Linked DNA regions of Homo sapiens: all the other regions are linked to region 1. A link is a loop called in an ENCODE intact Hi-C map of the cell type or tissue named here. Cell type or tissue: ascending aorta. All regions are shown on one strand. Links, peaks and the distances in the headings refer to the core of each region. The heading gives the core; the rest is flanking DNA.

Evidence for each region. A loop is a pair of places that touch in the nucleus more often than their neighbours do. Peaks named below come from ENCODE experiments on the same cell type or tissue, not always from the same donor. Only the 100,000 strongest peaks of a DNase experiment are listed, where the experiment ranks them.
Region 2: a loop joins it to region 1, with 5 times the contacts of the local background. A loop is called at or near these places in 15 of 110 quality-filtered maps.
Region 3: a loop joins it to region 1, with 3 times the contacts of the local background. A loop is called at or near these places in 3 of 110 quality-filtered maps.

What each region holds. Positions count from the first base shown.
Region 1 is chr6:160,085,712-160,090,711 of GRCh38, reverse strand. IGF2R (insulin like growth factor 2 receptor) reads right to left here. Exons shown (of 48, transcript NM_000876.4): 42 at 2,565-2,679; 43 at 1,459-1,605; 44 at 609-796. Among named protein-coding and RNA genes, the nearest start is that of SLC22A1, 34 kb to the left of the region's middle. In ascending aorta, for the core only: a CTCF peak has its summit at 2,123 (motif pointing left); a DNase peak (open chromatin) is centred at 2,121; H3K4me3 peaks cover 514 bases; H3K27ac peaks cover 2,166 bases.
Region 2 is chr6:160,515,811-160,523,559 of GRCh38, reverse strand. LOC124901454 (a long non-coding RNA gene) reads right to left here and starts at 3,210. Exons shown (of 2, transcript XR_007059844.1): 1 at 2,728-3,210. RefSeq lists silencers at 2,817-2,926, 2,997-3,076, 3,117-3,246. In ascending aorta, for the core only: a CTCF peak has its summit at 3,521 (motif pointing left); DNase peaks (open chromatin) are centred at 2,989 and 3,489; H3K4me3 peaks cover 1,535 bases; H3K27ac peaks cover 885 bases.
Region 3 is chr6:160,290,437-160,298,185 of GRCh38, reverse strand. No RefSeq gene overlaps it. Among named protein-coding and RNA genes, the nearest start is that of SLC22A2, 35 kb to the right of the region's middle. In ascending aorta, for the core only: no CTCF peak of the experiment used is centred there; a DNase peak (open chromatin) is centred at 4,095; H3K27ac peaks cover 801 bases.

The DNA.
Region 1 (5,000 bases), core at 1-5,000:
ATCCACACACGGTTCAAAAATCAAATTATGAAAGGTATATAGTTAAGACTAGCTGTTCAAAACAAAAGCAGCCTTTCACGATTATGTGAGGGAACAAAGGGCAACACCCTTATTAGTGCCAGTTTAAAACCTTCCTTCACACCCTGGACTCTGCCCTATGTGCGTCCTGGTTGATTTTAACCTACATCCTAACATTTAGGCCAGTTTCCTTTCATCCTTCTTACAAATATAAAATCTCTTACCCTTCTCTAATATTATTTGGCATTCCAAAATAAGGAAGTGTCATGGTTAAAACCAAATCAAAGGCAATTCTGACTGTGCACAGCTCAGCCTCCACCCAACCTCAGAACCACTGGATCAGACCAGGTTTTAGTTTTTTTGTACATTTACTTGATAACTAAGACACAATTTGCCTACAGTGAAATGCTTAGTTCTGACACGTATCGCTCAATCCACTGTCAAGAAATTCATAACAAAGTAAAGAATTAGACCAAGGTTTTTGTTTTAAAAGTGGTCCGAGATTTCAACTGAAGGGAGTTAGTTGAAAATTTTAATCCCCTTCCTTGGAGGAAGTTAAATGTGGAACTTTGTGGGAAGCCACGGATTACCTTGAAGGTAGTACTTGGTCTTGTCAGAGGTTCCAACTTTCCGACTGAAGTGCTGATCGTTGGGCTTCACCTGGCATATGTTGGCTCCAGAGCACGCCGGGTTTCTGGAGCTTGTGATGGAGGAAAGTTGGATCTCATACAGGTAGTTGTCCCCATTGGTCCTCATGTCCCCAGAGGCTCTGAACAGCCTGAAGAGACAGAAAAGATCACAGTGACATGGAAGTCCTTCAAGAAGGCATTCATGACATAAACCCTCAGTCCTCAGAATCACTGCAGGGCCCCAGGATGCTTCCTTTCCTAGGGAAAGGAAGCACGGACACGCTAGGGCAGCACGTCTGTGACCCCACAGCAATTCTGAGGACACCAGTTTCCCTCTCAAGAGGCTTTCTCCCCAACCAGTTCTGGCCTCTGAGTGCTAATCCACCTTCCTCAGGTGCCGTATCCAGCACCACACGGCCCTCGCCCTGTCTGTGCACCTCGGCCACCACCCCCAAGAGCAGCCCCAGTAACACTGCTGAGAAACTTATTTTCTAAACACTGGTAAGCCCAGAAGATTCCTGCTCAAACATGTCAGAAGGCTTCGGCTTCAACCCCTGAGATTATCATGAAGAGAGGGAGAAGGACGGGGGATTTATTTTTACACTCATGAGAATTCACCATCTTTGGTGTTAAAACTTAATGATTGAGTAACGCTTTTCCTCAGTTTAAGCAAAAGATGACGATGACTCCAGCAACAGTAACTAAAACACAGACCTATTTATCCTGCAGTGCTCCCCGATAGGGAAAGAGCGGCATTGCTGGTTTAATTTTGAACACATTTCACAGCTCAGAAGGAAAACGTTTTACTTACTTAAAATAAATATCTCCGAGGCTGAAGCTCTTGCCATTTATAGGGTTGGTGATGGTCCCATTCACCATCTGCACCTCCTGAGGCTTCACGGCGCAGGCAGCCCGGGAGTCCCAGCTGAAGTAGTAAGTGCAGCTGTCGATATCAAACCTAGGAGGAGGGAAGCACAGGCTACAGTCACTTCCCCAGCCAGACATAAGGGAAGACTGCAAAACAATGAACACTGCGGAGCCCTTGAAGCAGCTCACTGGCTTTCAGTCAAGGTGCTGCGAGACTTCAGTTGGGTCCCGAGGCCCCCACTCCCCGGGCTGCGCAGGCCTAGGCAGAATTTCCCGACTCAACACTGACGGCAGCTCGGAGCGAGGGTGGTTATTTTACTCACTTCTTTTCATCACCACAATGGACAGGGAAGATGACTGTGGTGCACACATCAGTAATGTGACAAAGCAGGCAAGCATTCAATATAAATTTTTTAAAATTTGTAAACCGTGCAACATTCAAAACCTGGAAAATTTGCTCCTAGATTTTTAGATTTTTGTTTAAGCTTCTCAGACTCATACATTCATAAATCCTTTGGCAATTTCTGAGTCACCCCTTTTCCAAACTCAGCGTCTGGAAGGAATCAGTTCTGTTCACAAACAGCAGCTCACATGCACCCTCTGTTGGCCAAGCTCTCCCTGGCACCAGATGCAATGTGGCCGGGAAAACTTGAATATAATCCAAGCACATCCCAGGTCCAGATGCAGGTCCCAGCTGCTCGAGGGTCCCAGCCAGGCTGCTTGAACACCTCGGGTGGGACAAATCCACGCCCCTTTGTTTCTACTATGACATTCAAAGGTAGAGGTCAGTTAAGTACTGCTCAGCCAGTGCTAAACCTAGTTCAAGAGACAAGCTAGCCCAGAGAAGTTGCACTGGTCTTGTAACAGTGTCTCAGCACTGTATCTGGAGGTCTTCCCTGCCTGGAGCAGCCCCGCCCAATACAGCACAATCAGCGGCTCTGGCCCTGAGCTCCTAAGACTCAGCCAAAACCTGCCCATGAAAACCCCAAGGAGGAATTCCCTCCAGTATGCTCACTGCACAGTCCCGCTCTGAGCCCCCAGTCTCCTGACCTCTTGAATGCAGGTCTGCCCACCGTCTTTGTACAGGTCAATTCTATCACGGAGGATGCGGTCTTATTTCCACCACACGGATAACCTTTGGAGTACGTGACAACAACTTTGTCACCTGAAACACACAAATGATTGAACTGACATTATTTCTAGTGCATTATAAAAAGCCTCAGGCAGGCGCAGTGGCTCACACCTGTCAATTCCAACACTTTGGGAAACCAAAGAGGGCAGATCACTTGAGGTCAGGAGTTAGAGACCAGCCTGACCAACATGGTGAAACCCCGTCTCTACTAAAAATACAAAAATTATTCGGGCACGGTGGCAGGTGCCTGTAATCCCAGCTACTCAGGAGGCTGAGGCAGGAGAATTGCTTGAACCCGGGAGGCAGAAGTTGCAGTGAGCCAAGATCGAGATGGCGCCATTGCACTCCAGCCTGGGCAACAAGAGCAAAACTCCATCTCAAAAACAAAAACAAAAAACAAACAAACAAAGCTTCAATGTTAGGAGTAAAAATCTGGTTTAAAGGCCAGAAGAAAATAAATTTTGGGCTCCCTAAAGGTTTATCGACCTGTTCTTGCATTCCCACACTCAGGGGTGGTCACCTGGCCCACTGCACAATTGTCACAGCCTAAGACCTGGGGTCAAACCCAAACCCTCCTACTCCCGTACTTTGTGGCCCTGGGTTGCTGAGCTTCTGAGCCTTGAGGGCCTTACCTGCAGAACAGGGCACTGTCCAAAGTGGGCAGGTTTCGGGCATGTATAGAAAGTGCCCAACAAACTCATGTGAACAGTGGGACCCCGGGTAATGGCAGCCTTCATTATCGCTCCAATTGTGTAAACTCTCTCTATCATATTAGGTGCTTTCCTGACAGGTACCCTCATGTGAGCCTCCCAGTAATAACAGAGCACAGAATGGAAAAAGTGAAAAGCCAGAAACAGAAACCAACTGTGGTTTTCTAGGGTCTTCTAGCTTTCAGTCGAGCACTGTCTGCTTTTAAAAGTGACCCATTAAAAGAAAAACCTGAGCCCTCGAACCCGCAGGGTCTGAGAGAAAAGTGAGTACATGCTTTAAGCTGCAGGTATCACTGGGGCAGCATGGCCGCCAGGTTCCAACTCTCAAGCCACCACCAAGAGGCTGCTTGTGGCTGCGCAGGGGGCTGTTCTGGGAACGGTCTGGGCCCAGCCTGGCTGCATGGACAGATGATGTCTCCAGGGCATGGCGCAGGGTGTCCAGGGGAAGCAGGTGCCTTCCACCCTGACCACACACACACAGATCCTTCCAGGCAGGGGCATGCGGTGGAGGCAACATGGGCACAGTGCTCACTTCCCGAGTGTTTTCCACAGGACACAGGCTGAGGTACTGAGGGCTGCTGGATGGTGAGGTGGGAGGTGGGACTCTAGGCTCTCAGGCCTGCCCCAAACTCAAAGCTGCTCCAGCTGAATTTGTTTTAAATATTGGGCTTCTGTGTAAAATTTTGGAAAAAAGAATTCCACTGTTTTACGGAAAATTTTTAAAACTTCTGGCATATGGGATCAAACAAGAAAAAACTTTAATAGTGTAGACAGCCCTTACTGATTGGGCAGGAGGCTCAACCTCCTCGGCTCAGGGGCCCAGCCTGTGAAACGGATGACAACGCTGCCCCATGGAGTGGATGGGGATTAAACATATATTAAGCACAGCTGCTTGAGACATGTTGGTTCTGAAAACAAAAAGTCTACCTCCCACCCCAACAGGGGTCCATTCCCTAAGCGGACAATGGGGGCACCGTGGTTGTCCTTAGATGCTGTCTTGTTGGCGCCAAAGATTAAGAGCTCATTTGGTGTCAGACACCAGATTATTTCTCGTTCCGGTCAGCAGGTGCTCAGGATGCCAAATGCCAGTCCCAGGAGAAAGCATGAGCTCTTCCCGCCAGGCGAGGCTGGACTTGCAAAATGGTGCTCTCCAAATGGAGGTGGCCTGCAGGTCACCGCTAAGAAGTCAGATGATCTAGTTCCATGTCACCCCCTGTGTTCACTACTCTCTTTTGCTCCTCCTGCCTCAAACTTTTAGGAAGCCTTAAGTGTTTTAGTCATTTCAGTTGGCTGAAGTTGGGGAAAGACTAGTCGAATATCCATATATACTGCAAGATTACAGGGGAAAAAGCAACCCTCCACGACCTTCCCTCCTTCCCCCTTCTGGGGCAGTGTGGGAGTGGCAGCAATAACTGACCTCTAAAGCAGTAAGAACCTCCCAGGGAGGGCGGGTCTCAGGCTGGCGGTCTGGGCGCCACTTCCTGTATGGCAGCTCTCCCTCCACCTACCAACCTGCAGAGTCTGTGTGTGATTTTTATCAAGGGTGGCAGTAGTTTTCTCGGAATTCTCTTTCTCCATCTCAACATCTCAAGCTAATCTGAAGTAGCCCTGTGGCTGAATCAGGACAACTCGGGAAACCCCACT
Region 2 (7,749 bases), core at 1,105-6,104, 430 kb before region 1:
CACTTAAACAACCAGATCTCCTGAGAACTCACTATCAGGAGAACAGCACCTGGAGAAGGTGCTAAACCATTCATGAGTTACTGCCCTATGAGCCAATCACCTCCCATCAGACCCCGCCTCCACACTAAGGATTACAATTTGACTTGAAATTTGGGCATGAACACAGATCGAAACCATATCAATAGGTAATGACTAAAACTGAAAAAAGAAGTACCACAGTCAGAAAGTTATTTAGAGAGCTGAAGGTAAATGCCAATAGGATCAGTTGAAAGAATTGGAGGTGGCCGGGTGCGGTGGCTCAGGCCTGTAATCCCAGCACTTTGGGAGGCGGAGGTGGGTGGATCGCCCTGAGGTCAGGAGTTTGAGACCAGCCTGGCCAACATGGTGAAACCCAGTCTCTACTAAAAATACAAAAATTAGCCAGGCCTGGTGGTGGACGCCGTAGTCCCAGCTACTCAAGAGGCTGAGGCAGGAGAATCGCTTGAACCAGGGAGGTGAAGGTTGCAGTGAACCGAGATCGTGCCACTGCACTCCAGCCTGGGTGACAGAGCAAAACTCCATCTCAAAAATAAATGAAATAAAGAATTGGAAGTGTTTGCCTCTGGAGAGAAGGAAACGCAGTAATTCTGTAAAAACAGAACTTTTTACTTTTTTTCTTTTTTTTTTTTTTTTTGAGACAGAGTCTCCTTCTGTCACCCAGGCTGGAGTGCAGTGGTGCAGTCTTGGCTCACCGCAACCTCTGCCTCTTGGGTTCAAGCAATTCCCGTGCCTCAGCCTCCCAAGTAGCTAGGATTACAGATATGGGCTGCTATATCCAGCTAATTTTTTTTTATTTTTATTAGAGATGAAGTTTCACCATGTTGGCCAATCTGGTCTCAAGCTCCTGGACTCATGATCCTCCTGCCTCGGCCTTCCAAATTGCTATGATTACAGGTGTGAGCCACCATGCCTGGACAGAACTTTTTGACTCTTTAAACTATGTGCATATATAAAGCTGATTTAAAAAAAACCAAGTAAAATAATTTTAAAATGTTCCAAAACAGATTGGATGGGTACACACTTCATCATGAGTGGTTGAGGGAGACTGGGTTAGAGATGAGGAAATTCCAGGGACTGGGGAAAAGTTAAAATGACAAACTGTTCACAATTGTTAACTGCAGGTTGTGGGAAAGTTGGTAAGTTGCTACAGTGTTTGTTCCCTCTGTAGGTTTGCATATATTTAACATTTCTTAAATTAGCATAATAATGAACTGTGTAATCAGCTGTAGAGTTGAGGGTGTGGAGCTGGCACAGGACAGCTGAGCTACTGGTTTAAAATAAATGACATTTAAAAAAATGGCTATTTGTAGAATTAACAGATATAAGACACCCTGATCAAGGGATGATAAGAAAGGACTCCAGGGCTCTGTCTCAGCTGTCTTGGCAACACCTGGAAGACATGGGCCTCTGCAAGGTCTCATACTTTCAGGAGGTGTTGATGAAGGATATGGACAGATCTGAAGCTCTGGGCACTGCATGGTCTGAGAAGAGAAGCTCCGGAAACGCGGGAGCTGAGTGCAGATGCAGAAGGGCTGTCATCCAGCAGAGGGGTAGGTGACAACTGGCCTAGCGAGTGACCCTTATCATGGCTACATTTGTTGATCACTTTCTTTGTATGAGGCACTGCTGTGATTGCATTAAATTTCCACTTACCTAAATCCAACGTTGTGCACTTGTGAATTTCTACTCTTACAAAAAACACAACGGCAACAACCTCAAACCAGTAATCTAGTCAAAAAAGCAATTCCCAAGGCATGACATTCAGATTCATCAGCACTCACAGAGACTACAGTGATTGCTGATAACGCCAACTTAATACCTGGCCAACAGCATGGATCCTGACCTCCACTTTTCTTGTGTGTTTACAGAACCACAAAAAGGTGCAGTGTTTTCATTTTTGTTGCATGTTTCACAGGTCTATATAACCCACTTTTAAAGTAAAAAAGGGTCTTAGTGATGAACAATAAAAGTATAAATTCAATACACCATATACCTTTGTCATATGACTATATATAGACTTTTACATACCCTTGCATATGGATCATATGGATCAAATTAGTAGATGAAATAGAATTTTTAAAAAATGAAATATTTTCTGGTTATCAAGCATATCAGCTACCTTTAAAATATTAATTTTACTGTACTTATATTAATTATTGAAGCTTAAACTTCAGAATAGTGGAGGATAAAAGTAAAATATAGCAAAAAGATTTCTCCTTTATTACTTCTTTAAATCAGAGAAAAGACATTTAAAGAGAAAATAGGAGTATCTTCCCCACTCCACATAACTTATGAAGTAAGCAGCTAATTGATCATATCATAAAGAGGCACCAGATAAAATCTGTGTGGCTCAAAATATTAGGAGCACTGCTTCTGTGAAATCAGTTAAAGTAAACGCCCATATTGGTCATGCATTGATACACATGCTTATTTTCCTAAGTGAATTCTCCACAATTCTGAAAATCAGTGAAAAGATCATCTCATGTTAGTTCCACACAAAACCAAGCAGTGCATGTGACTGTCCATGTTTCCAGGCATACACATCCCGTTTCACCAGGATCAAAGTGCCCAATGGGAAGCAACTTCTTGCCTTTTAAACCAGATTCAGTAAACAAAAATTATTTTGCATAGCTGACACAGGAGCACATCGATTGCATGAAAAAGGTCACTCTGTGGAAGGAAGCTTACAACGTCAAATTGAGAGGTGACAAAGTGCTAGCAGCCCTCGCTCACTCTGGGCGCCTCCTCGGCCTTGGCGTCCACTCTGGCCATGCTCTAAGAGCCCTTCAGCCCACCACTGCGCTGTGGCGGGCCCCTCTCTGGGCTGGCCGAGGCGGAAGCCGGCTCCCTCTGCTTGCGGGGAGGTGTGGAGCGAGAGGCGCGGGCGGGAGCCGGTGCTGCGAGCGGCGCTCGCGGGCCAGCGCGAGTTCCGGGTGTGCGCGGACTCAGCGGGCCCCGCACTCAAAGCAGCCAGCAGGCGCCGCAGGCTCCTGGCAGTGAGGGGCTTAGCACCCGGGCCAGCAGCTGCAGAGGGTGCGCCGGGTCCCCCCAGCACTGCCGGCCCGCCCGCACCGCGCTCGAATTCTCGCTGGGCCTCAGCCGCCTCCCCGCAGGGATAGGGCTCGGAACCTGAAGCCCGCCATGCCCGAGTCCCCCCTCCCCCCGCATCCCCTCCCGGTGCCCCGCCTCGTGCCGCTGTCGCACGTCCATTGCCGGCATTGCCGGCGCGCCTCGCGCGGTCCGGAAGCATCAGTGTCCTCCCGGAGGCCTAGGGCCCGCTGCGGCTCCCACCCTGGCGACCCTGGATTGCTCTCCTCACTCTCAGCCTCACGCCCCACTTCTTCCACCCCAAATTTTGCGGCCTCAGAAGGACACGAACTATCTGCTGGCTGAAGTCGCTTGGGACAAAACCCGCCACAGGATTTTGGGAGCCGGGCACTCCCTCCCACGGGAGGCGAGGGCAAAATGTGGGGTCTGCTGCCCCCTGCCGGCCTGGCTGATGTTTGCTTCTGTTTCCACGCTGCCCAGCAATGTTCCAGGTGGAGCTTGTGGAAGGTAAGGCTGAGAATAAATGCTGTTTGCAAATTCCAGAAAAGAAAAAAAGTAGCTCTTCTCTTTAGCAATAGGTTTTCCCCACCCAGCCAGAACTTCTGTAGGTTGTATTTAACTCTTAAGTGCGTCAGAGCTATTTCCTGCCGTCGCTGGCATTACCCTACCCTAGGCAGGGAAGTTTCAGGACAATGTCTGAAAACTCCAGGCTCTTGAATGAAGCAACCTTTCACATTAAGTATGTAGCGTAATCTACCAGGTCTCCTATGATTTACCATTCATGCAAAAGGAGCAAGTTTCTGCAAAACAGGGCTTTCAAAGAGCCTTTTTCACGAGAAGAAAATGTTGGAAGAGCTGATTTGTAGCGTATTTGTTGTTTTTACATCTAAAACTAATCGCATTAAAGGTAGTTAGGGGTATGAATGATAAATAATGAAAAGGATCAAAATAGGAATGTTTCATTCACTTTAACCTGGCCCATGCGGTGCACTTCAGGCCCTAGACTCTGGTTTGAACTCTGCCATTTCTGCCATTCCTTGGCTTTGTTTGCTTCATTGCTTGGACTTTCAGACTGATTAGAGTTCTGTGAATACAGTAGGTGCTCAATAAATCCTTATTCTGGGTAGTGCCATTGATGCCTGTGGCAGTGACTGCAGATTGGAGGGCTCCTGCAGCAACGAGGCGTGGGGCTGGAGGGCCTGGCTCTGGCATCCAACCCTGCTCCATCTGCCACACTAGCTGTGTGACTTTGGGGGAAGTTATGAACCTCTGCTGAACTCTCTATGGGTAAAATAAGAGTGGTAGTAATAGCGCCTCCCTCATAGGGTTGGAGTGAGGAGTAAGTGAACTAACCTGTGTAAAGGATCTCGTGGTGCCTCATATATGTGTAAACTATTCATCGGACAGGGGGCTAGTATTAGAATATACAAGGATCTCGAACATCTCAACAGCAAAAAACCAACCCAATTAAAAAAAAAGGGCAAATGATCTGAACAGACATTTCTTGAAAGAAGACATACAAATGGCCAACAAATGTATGAAAATGTGCTCAACATCACTAATCAGGAAAATGCAAATCTAAACCACAACGAGCTATTGTCTCACCCCAGTTAGTAGGGCTATTATCAAAAAGACAAAAAATAAAAAATGCTGGTGAGGATGCAGGAAAAAAAGGGAATTTTAAAAACAGTTGGTGGGAATTTAAACTAGTGCAATTGGTCTGAAGAACAGTATGGAGGTTCCTCAAAAAAATACAGATAGAAGTACCATATAATCCAGCAATCTCACTGCTAAGCATTTATCCAAAGCAATGGAAATCGTTAAATATCAAAGAGACCTCTGCATCCTCAGGTTTACTGCAGCACTATTCATAATAACAAAGACATGTAATCAATCTAGTTGTCTGACTACACATGAATGGATAAAGAAAATGTGATATATACATACCATAAAATACTATTCAACCATTAAAAAAATGAGATCCTATCTTTTGCAGCAACATGGATGAAACTAAAGGAAGGTTTGTTAAGTAAGCCAGGAACAGAAAGGTAAACAGTGAGTGTTCTCACTCAGTGTTACAGTAGGTAGCTAGTAAGGTATGAGCAGGGCAGAACAGTGCCTTCCCCTACCACCGCCCCAAACACACACCTGGAGTGTTGTCAACCATTAGGTGATGGTCAGGCAGTTTTTAACTGTCTTTGTAAAGTAATAATTGGTCACAGCTGGCACCAGTGAAAAGCCATCTCCCAATAGATAGAAAACACCTGAAACAGCTTCTGGATAAGCTCTCAGGAGTTGGGTGAGTGGGGAGAAGGGATACAAGACCCCGGAAGCATGCCAGTATATAAAACCCCAAGTCAAAAGGTCAAAGCACACACTTGACTTTCTTTTTAAAAAATTTTTTTAAAAATTATTATACTTTAAGTTCTGGGATACATGTGCAGAACATGCAGGTTTGTTACATAGATATCCATGTGCCATGGTGGTTTGCTGCACCCATCAACTTGTCATCTACATTAGGTATTTCTCCTAATACTATCCCTCCCCTAACCCCTCAACCCCTGACAGGCCCCAGTGTGTGATGTTCCCTTCCCCATGTCCATGTGTTCTCATTGTTCAACTCACGCTTATCAGTGAAAATATGCAGTGTTTGGTTTTCTGTTCTTACGTTAGTTGGCTGAGAATGATGGTTTCCAGCTTCAGCCATGTCCCTGCAAAGGACGTGAACTCAACCTTTTTATGGCTGCATAGTATTCCATGGTGTATATGTGCCATGTTTTCTTTATCCAGTCTATCACTGATGGGCATTTGGGTTGGTTCCAAGTATTTGCTATTGTGAACAGTGCCGCAGTAAACATACGTGTGTGTGTGTCTTTATAGTAGAATGATTTATAATCCTTTGGGTATATACCTAGCAATGGAATTGCTGGGTCAAATGGTATTTCTAGTTCTAGATCCTTGAGGAATTGCCACACTGTCTTCCACAGTGGTTGAACTAATTGATACTCCCACCAACAGTGTAAAAGTGTTCCTATTTCTCCACATCCTCTTCAACATCTGTTGTTTCCTGACCTCCTAAGGATCACCATTCTAACTGGCATGAGATGGTATCTCATTGTGATTTTCATTTGCATTTCTCTAATGACCAGTGATGATGAGCTTTTTTTCATATGTGTATTGGCTGCATAAATGTCTTCTTTTGAGAAGTGTCTGTTCTTACTGCCCACTTTTTGATGGAGTTGTTTTTTTCTTGTAAATTTGTTCAAGTTCTTTGTAGATTCTGGATATTAGCCCTTTGTCAGATGGATAGATTGCAAAAATTTTCTCCCATTATGTAGGTTGCCTATTCACTCTGATGATAGTTTCTTTTGCTGTGCAGAAGCTCTTTAGCTTAATTAGATCCCATTTGTCAATTTTGGCTTTTGTTGCTATTGCTTTTGGTGTTTTAGTCATAAAGTCTTCTCCCATGCCTATGTCCTGAATCATATTGTCTAGGTTTTCTTCTAGGGTTTTTATGTTTTTATGTTTTATGTTTAAGTCGTTAATCCATCTTGAGTTAATTTTTGTATAAGGTGTAAGGAAGGGGTCCAGTTTCCGTTTTCTGCATATGGCTAACTAGTTTTCCCAACACCATTTATTAAATAGGGAATCCTTTCTCCATTGCTTGTTTTTGTCACGTTTGTCAAAGATCAGATGGTTGTAGATGTTTGGTGTTATTTCTGAGGGCTCTGTTCTGTTTCATTGGTGTATATATCTGTTTTGGTACCAGTACCATGCTGTTTTGGTTACTGTAGCCTTGTGGTATAGTTTGAAGTTGGGAAGCGTGATGCCTCCAGCTTTGTTTTTTTTTTGTTTTTGTTTTTGTTTTTTTTTTTTGCTTAGGCTTGTCTTGGCTATATGGGATCTTTTTGGTTCCATATGAAATTTAAAGTAGTTTTTTCTAATTATGTGAAGAAAGTCAATGGTAGCTTGATGGGGATAACATTGACTCTATAAATTACTTTGGGGAATATGGCCATTTTCATGATTCTTCCTGTCTATGAGCATGGAATTTTTTTCCATTTGTTTGTGTCCTCTCTTATTTCCTTGAGCAGTGGTTTGTAGTTCTCCTTGAAGAGGTCTTTAACATCCCTTTAAGTTGTATTCCTAGGTATTTTATTCTCTTTGTAGCAATTGTGAATGGGAATTCACTCATGATTTGGCTCTTTGTCTATTATTGGTGTATAGGAATGCTTGTGATTTTTGCACATTGATTTTGTATCCTGAGACTTTGCTGAAGTTTCTTATCAGCTTAAGGAGATTTTGGGCTGAGATGATGGGGTTTTCTAAATATACAATCATGTCATCTGCAAACAGAGACAATTTGACTTCATCTTTTTCCATCTGATACCCTTTATTTCTTTCTCTTGCCTGATTGCCCTGGCCAGAATTTCTAATACTATGTTGAATAGGAGTGGTGAGAGAAGGCATCCTTGTCTTGTGCTGGTTTTCAAAGGGAATGCTTCCAGCTTTTGCACATTCAGTATGATATTGGCTATGGGTTTGTCATAAATAGCTCTTATTATTTTGAGGTATGTTCCATCAATACCAAGATTATTGAGAGTTTTTAGCATGAAGGGCTATTTAATTTTATTGAAGGCCTTTTCTATATCTATTGAGATA
Region 3 (7,749 bases), core at 1,105-6,104, 210 kb before region 1:
GGTCCCACGCCACTGTTCATTCACTGGGTGCCCTCATCGAGCCACCCACAACTCAACTGTCCAGCTTCTTACCTGTGTCCTGGGACAGCTGTGTTTTCACTGGATGACCAGGTGGGTCCTAGCTCATGCATGAAGTGCCAAGTCAGTGGCGGAGCCCTGGGCACATGGGAGGTGAGAGATGGCTTTCGCATTTCAGTGATGAGAGGGCTGGCTCGAAGCCAGAAGAGCTGGGTCACCCTCACTACTTTCCCCTGAATGTCACACTCATCACTGGGAAAATGGGGATATGAGAGGAAACCTCCCAGCTGCCCTTCCATGCTTGGACCATCCAGAGGATGTTCAGACAGCCACTCTGCCAGCATCCTCTACATGCTCTTCTTCCTTGTCCTGCTTCAAGGGTAGGCAGCCCATCCTTTCTAGGGACCGTGCTCTGGAGGGTGGGATCCTGGGAACCCAGCTCTATGAGGCTTGGATCCTGGCTTTTGGAGACCAGAGAGTTTCTTCGGGCCTCACTGAGCCCCCAGCCATCCCTGGGAGTCCTCCTCCTCCTGAAGCAGATGCTGAGGGGCCTTACGCTGGGCATGGGCAGCAGGTGCCTGGAGCCTCCCAGCCTTCACCCTGCATCCTGTCAGGGTGGCCAGGGCTCAGCAGCCACCACAAGGTGGAGTTAACGACTCAGTGTCCCTCAGGGGAGCAGGATCACTTCCCAGCTCCACTCCAGAGCTGGCTTTTGGATCCTGGCTTTTGGAGACCAGATCAATCTCCCTGTTGAGTGTGGTTGCCTCCCTCAGACCGCTCCAGGTAACAGGGTGGCAGGGAACCTTCTCACTACCTGGACCCGAGGTGCAATGTCGTCTTATCCTGTATTACCTGTAATGCTATCTTAATCCAGCAATCCTGGCTCTATGTACACATCCAAAGGAAATGAAATCAGTGTCTCATAGAGACATCTGTACCCTCATGATCATTGCTGCAATTTGCAGCTATTACTCACAATAATCAAGACATGGGATCAACCTAAAGCATCCATCAACAGATAAATATGTGAAGAATATGTGGTGTACACACACACACACACACAATGGAATACTATTCAGCTTTTAACAAGGAGATCCTGCCGTTTGTGACAACATGGATGAGCCTGGAGGACATTATGCCCAGTGAAATAAGCCACATACAGAAAGAAAAATACTGCATGATCTCACCTACATGTAGAATCCAAAAAAGTTTAACTCATAGGAGTAGAGAGTGGAATGGTTGTTATCAGGGGCTGAGGGAGGGGATTTGGGGACATGTTGGCCTCAGAGTACAAAATTTCAGTTAAGCAACATGAATAAGTTTTAAAGATCTTATTACAGCATGGAGAATATAGTTAAAGATACTGTACTGTGTACTTAAAATTTGCTAAAGATAGATCTTGTGTTATCACCAAAAAAAGGTAAGGTGTAATAAAAAAAAGTAAGGTGATTGATATGTTAATTAGCTTGATTTTAGTAATCATGTCACGATATATATGTGTCTCATCATGTTGTGCACTTTAAATATATACAACTTTTGTCATTTCTATCTTAATAGAGCTGTAAAAAATAAAAATATGAAGCAAGGGACAGTGTTCACCAGCTCATAATGGATAGAAAGTATACCTTATATTTATTTTTATGCTAGAGGTTTATTCAGTTATTCACTCATGCCTTTACTGAAAACTACCCTCTTCTAGGCATAGTGCTGGGAACTGAGCACACACCGATGAATATGTCACAGCCCCTGTCCTTGGAGACCTTCACCTCATGGTCTAGCAACAGGTGAACAAAAAAAAAAGCAATATGGGCATTCAGTAAATCCCTGACTGGTATGCAAACATGAGGCCAGTGCCCCCACTGGATACCCCTCCCTAGTAATGTAGAATAGTGACCTTTTCACCACACCCTGGCTAAAGCTTCTAGAAACACACACACACACACACACACACACATTTAGAGGTACAGACTGTGACTATGGAACAATTCAGTGTAACGGCCACATGAGGAACCGATGTTTGACCTTAATCCCTTGAGGCCAGGTCTCTGATAATCCATGAAACAAGCCTCCAAAGTCTTAAAATTTGTAAGTAGGAAGGGCTGAATGCTGGTTGTGACTGAAAAACACACTCTGAGTTCTCTGTTTTCATTGGGAAACACTGTGCCTGTATAGCTTTAAGCAGAACTTGTGTTCCTAAATTCTTAGGGATAAATCCACCACCATCTCGGGCTTCCTCCTGGCACTGCCTTCTTTAAGCCAGGTCAAAACCCACCTCTTCCAACAAGACTTCCTGATTAATCCTACCTTACACAACTCATTTCAGGGCCTCTTGGCACCCATGCAGTGACCAAGGCCAACCAACCATGAAAATAATCACTGTCTTCCCTAAACCCTTAAACCAATGGTTTATCTAACTAATATGTGCTCTCTTTTGGGATCATGCACAGTTTTGTTTGTTTTTTAGCCTGGTAGAAGTTACCTACATATGCTCTGTAGGCTGGTAAAATAATTTGAACAAAACTATTTCTAATAAAGCTCACCACCCAAAACTGTATTTGTAGAGGACTTTTTGTTTACAAAAATCTTATACCTACATTTTCTCAATAAATATTGCACTAACACTGTGATCTATAAATACGGCAACTTCCGTCTTACAGATGAGGAGAAAGATTACAGAGATTCCAACCCCGATGTTCTGGGGTATTCCCTTATTTTTACTTCTTCGTAACTTTCACAGATAATATATACAAGAATCACTGTATTTGCAATAATGTAGATGCTCCCTTCAAATGATTCTATGTGTTCCATTAATATACCTATCTAGCACTTAGCACTTACAGGTGAGACTAGTAGAGATTCTGTAAGTGAACGTGGAAGCCTGTCCCTATATCCTCACCCATACTTAGCCTATGGAGCTCCATGATGTCTGAGACCAGGTCTTCCCCATCCTTTGTAACTCTCAGAATCTTAGGCACACAATGAGTTCACTCTGTATTTGTTGGAGACGTTTATGAATGTTTTCTGTTTTTTGTTTTTTTTGAGACAGAGTCTCCCACTGTCACCCAGGCTGGAGTGCAGTGGCGCGATCTTGGCTCACCGCAAGCTCCGCCGGGTTCATGCCATTCTCCTGCCTTAGCCTGCCAAGTAGCTGGGACTACAGGCGCCCACCACCACGCCTGGCTAATTTTTTGTATTTTTTTTGGTAGAGATGGGGTTTCATCGTGTTAGCCAGGATGGTCTCGATCTCCTGACCTCGTGATCCGCCCACCTCGGCCTCCCAAAGTGCTGGGTTTACAGGCGTGAGCCACTGCACCCGGCCATGAATGTTTTTTATAAAGACGGAAATTTGGCCAGGTGCGGTGGCTCATGCCTGTAATCCCAGCACTTTGAGAGGCCAAGGTGGGCAGATCACAAGGTAAGGAGTTCAAGACCAGCTTGGCCAACATGGTGAAACCCCGTCTCTATTAAAAATTCAGAAAATTAGCTTGGCGTGGTGGCGGAAGCCTGTAATCCCAGCTACTCAGGAGGCTGAGGCAGGAAAATCGCTTGAACCCTGGAGGAGGAGGTTGCAGTGAGCTGAGATCGCACCATTGCACTCCAGCCTGGGCAACAAGAGTGAAACTCCGTCTCAAAAACATTAAAAGAAAAAGACAGAGATTCAGTCCCCCATCTTCTGCATAAATGATCCTCAGCCATCTGGGGGACTTAGCTGCAGTGGAGCCTGAGGGAGTCGAGCTGCATTTTTCATCCCAGGATGTTACTCTCATACGATTTTCAAGCCACAACAGAAGCAAAGATGAGGTGAGCAGGGACAGAGTTATTTCCGACTGGTTGCAGATGGGGAGAAAGGTCTATGGTATCTGTTGCTGATCTCTGGGCTCACATCAGACACTTTGCAAATCTGGCTCTCTCCAGGGGATTTGGGTAACAGCCCTGCCTTTCAGAGCAAATAACAGTATACACTCGCAGAGCTCGTTATAGCAGTTTTGGTGGGTTTAGGGACGCAAGTTCCCAGCCGGGACTATTCCTGTGGAGTTCCCTGAGTTACACCCTCCAGGCCACGCCCCCTGGCCAAACGTGAGTCTAGAGCAGAGAGTTTCCATGTAGAGGCTTCATCTGTTTGTATTGGCTCATTACAGACACTCCTTGAGATTTGACCAATGCAACATGTGGCCCCATGCTAGCGTGCTATGTGCTGAGACAACAGCTTAGAGCAACAGCTGGGGAACCTTCCCTTCTGCCTCTGTTCTGAAATAAAGCACGTCCATTTAAGACAAAGGGGGCTATGCTGAAATGACTTATGGGGAAAATTACAGGTCACAAAATGTAATGTGACTATAACATATTGGAATGTTGATGACTGCTCGCCATAAAGTGGTCACCAATGTTTCTTTCACCCCCCAACATTTAACATGACAACAGCTACATGTCACATTCTCTATTTCATTCCCTGAAAATGAAAGAATTAGGTTTGGTATGATTAAATTTCCACTCAATTCTAAAGAATTCTAAGATTTTATAGCAAAATATATCATATGATGAGGATATTATATTTTGGAAGTTTGGGTTTAGTGGTCTCTCCCCTTCCATCATTTCATAAGACTTCCTTGTATTTTTAAATGGAATCTTGAAACAAGATAACATACATTGTGGAGTGATCTATTGGTGAAAGAAAAAGCCGTATAAAATCAACTGAAAACTACAGGAAACTATTAAGGTGATGTGACAAAAAAATGTGTGGGCCTTAATATTTTTGCCCTCAACCAGCAAAGACGAATATAAATCATGAAAAAAACAAGTAACTTGAGAAAATCTTATTTTAAAATGCATAGGATACACACACATACACACACGACGTATGTTTACTGAGTTGCATAAATTGAAATATTAAAATAATTTAAATTGAAATAAAGTCAAAATGTTTCTGCATAGGAAGATTGGGAAGATTAAAATACTATGAAAATAGCAATACTCCCTAAATAATTGAGGTGTACCATTTAATCCCAAAGAAAATGTTTTTTTAAGTTAAAAAAGTTAACATAAAGTTTATGAAGAAAATAGAATAAATAAGAATAGTTGGCGAATAGGTATTATATTAATTTTTTCTACAGGAGATTTTTTCTATCAAATTTGGAAAGATATTTTAAAGTTTAAATAATTTCAATTAGCATTCTAGGGAAGTAAGATGAGCCAGAAAAATAAACAGAACAGAGCTGAGAACCCATCAACAAATCATAGTATACACCAAAAGGACATGTTTTATAAAAGTGGCTTCACAAATCAATGGGGATTTTTTTAAGTAATGGTCTGAGAGAGTTGTCTTTCCTTTTGGAAGAAATATTATTTTTTATCTCATGCCCTTAATAAATTCCATATGAATTAAATAATGATACATAGAAAATAATTCCATACAATGTTTTTGAAAACTTTATCTCATCTCAGTAAGGAGGATGCCGAAGTATAAAAGCAATGGAAGAAATAAAACAAAAATATCTGTCTATTTAAATATTGAGCATCTTTGTAGGTCAAAACTCCTTAGAATCAAAAAGCCAAAAATAAGCTAGGAAAAAAATCATTGGCACAAATTTTCAGCTTTCTAAAAGTACCAGCTTTGCCTTGTTCTCCATTCTGGCAAAGAACAGGCTGTTTCTGTGTTGATGCAGGTTTTCCTATTTCTGTTCCTCTTTCATGACCTCTTGTGCCCATGGGCTAGTGACATAGGAAGAGACCTGGTATGGAAATTCTACCAGTTACTTACAGCATTGTTGAATATCTATTTAAAATGTCTAAATATTTCCGTGCCTCAGGACCTCATCGTGCTAAGTATTTTTTTTTAGAAGTTTTATTACTTTATGTCAGGCCTCTGAGCCCAAGCTAAGCCATCATATCCCCTGTGACCTGCATGTACACATCCAGATGACCGGTTCCCGCCTTAACTGGTGACATTCCACCACAAAAGAAGTGAAAATGGCCTGTTCCTGCCTTAACGGATGACATTGTCTTGTGAAATTCCTTCTCCTGGCTCATCCTGGCTCAAAAGCTCCCCCACTGAGTACCTTGTGACCCCCACTCCTGCCCGCCAGAGGACAACCCCCCTTTTTCCTTTACCTACGCAAATCCTATAAAATGGCCCCACCCCTATTTCTCTTTGCTGACTCTCTTTTCGGACGCAGGCCGCCTGCACCCAGGTGAAATAAACAGCCATGTTGCTCACACAAAGCCTGTTTGGTGGTCTCTTCACATGGACGCACATGAAATTTGGTGCCGTGACTTGGATCGGGGGACCTCCCTTAGGAGATCAATCCCCTGTCCTCCTGCTCTTTGCTCCATGAGAAAGATCCACCTGTGACCTCAGGTCCTCAGACCGACCAGCCCAAGAAACATCTCACCAATTTCAAATCCAGTAAGCGGCCTCTTTTTACTCTCTTCTCCAACCTCCCTCACTATCCCTCAACCTCTTTCTCCTTTCAATCTTGGCACCACACTTCAATCTCTCCCTTCTTTTAATTTCAATTCCTTTCATTTTCTGGTAGAGACAAAGGAGACATGTTTTATCCGTGGACCCAAAACTCCGGCGCCGGTCATGGACTAGGGAAGGAAGCCTTCCCTTGGTATTTAATCATTGCAGGGACACCTCTCTGATTATTCACCCAGGTTTCAGAGGTGTCAGACCACGCAAGGACGCCTGCCTTGGTCCTTCACCCTTAGCGGCAAGTCCCGCTTTTCTGGGGGAGGGGCAAGTACCCCAACCCCTTCTCTCTGTGTCTCTACCCCTTCTTCGCCTTTCTGGGGGGCAAGAAACCCCCAACCCCTTCTCCTTCACCCTTAGCGGCAAGTCCCGCTTTTCTAGGGGAGGGGCAAGTACCCCAACCCCTTATATCTCTGTGCCCGGATCCCTTATTTCCGTGCCCCAACCTCTTTTATCTCTGCGCCCCGATCCCTTATTTCCATGCCCCAACCTCTTATATCTCTGTACCCCAATCCCTTATTTCCATGCCCTGACCTCGTATCTCTGTGCCCCAAACCCTTTCCCACTTTTCTGGAGGGTAAGAACCCCCAAACCCCTTCCCTCCATGTCTCTACTTTCTCTTTTCTCTGGGCTTGCCTCCTTCACTATGGGCAACCTTCCACCTTCCATTCCTCCTTCTTCTCCCTTAGCCTGTGTTCTTAAGAACTTAAAACCTCTTCAACTCTCACCTGACCTAAAATCTAAATGTCTTATTTTCTTCTGCAATGCTGCTTGACCCCAGTACAAACTTGACAGTAGTTCCAAATAGCCAGAAAACGGCATTTTCAATTTTTCCATCCTACAAGATCTAAATAATTCTTGTCATAAAATGAGCAAATGGTCTGAGGTGCCTGACGTCCAGGCATTCTTTTACACATCGGTCCCTCTCTAGTCTCTGTTCCCAATGCAACTCATCTCAAATCTTCCTTCTTTCCCTCCCACCTGTCCCCTCAGTCCCAACCCCAAGCATCACTGAGTCTTTCTAATCTTCCTTTTCTACAGACCCATCTGACCTCTCCCCTCCTCCCCAGGCTGCTCCTCGCCAGGCCAAGCTAGGTCCTAATTCTTCCTCAGCCTCCGCTCCTCCACCCTATAATCCTTTTATCACCTCCCCTCCTCACACCCGGTCCGGCTTACAGTTTCGTTCCATGACTAGCCCTCCCCCACCTGCCCAGCAATTTCCTCTTAAAAAGATGGCTGGAGCTAAAGGCATAGTCAAGGTT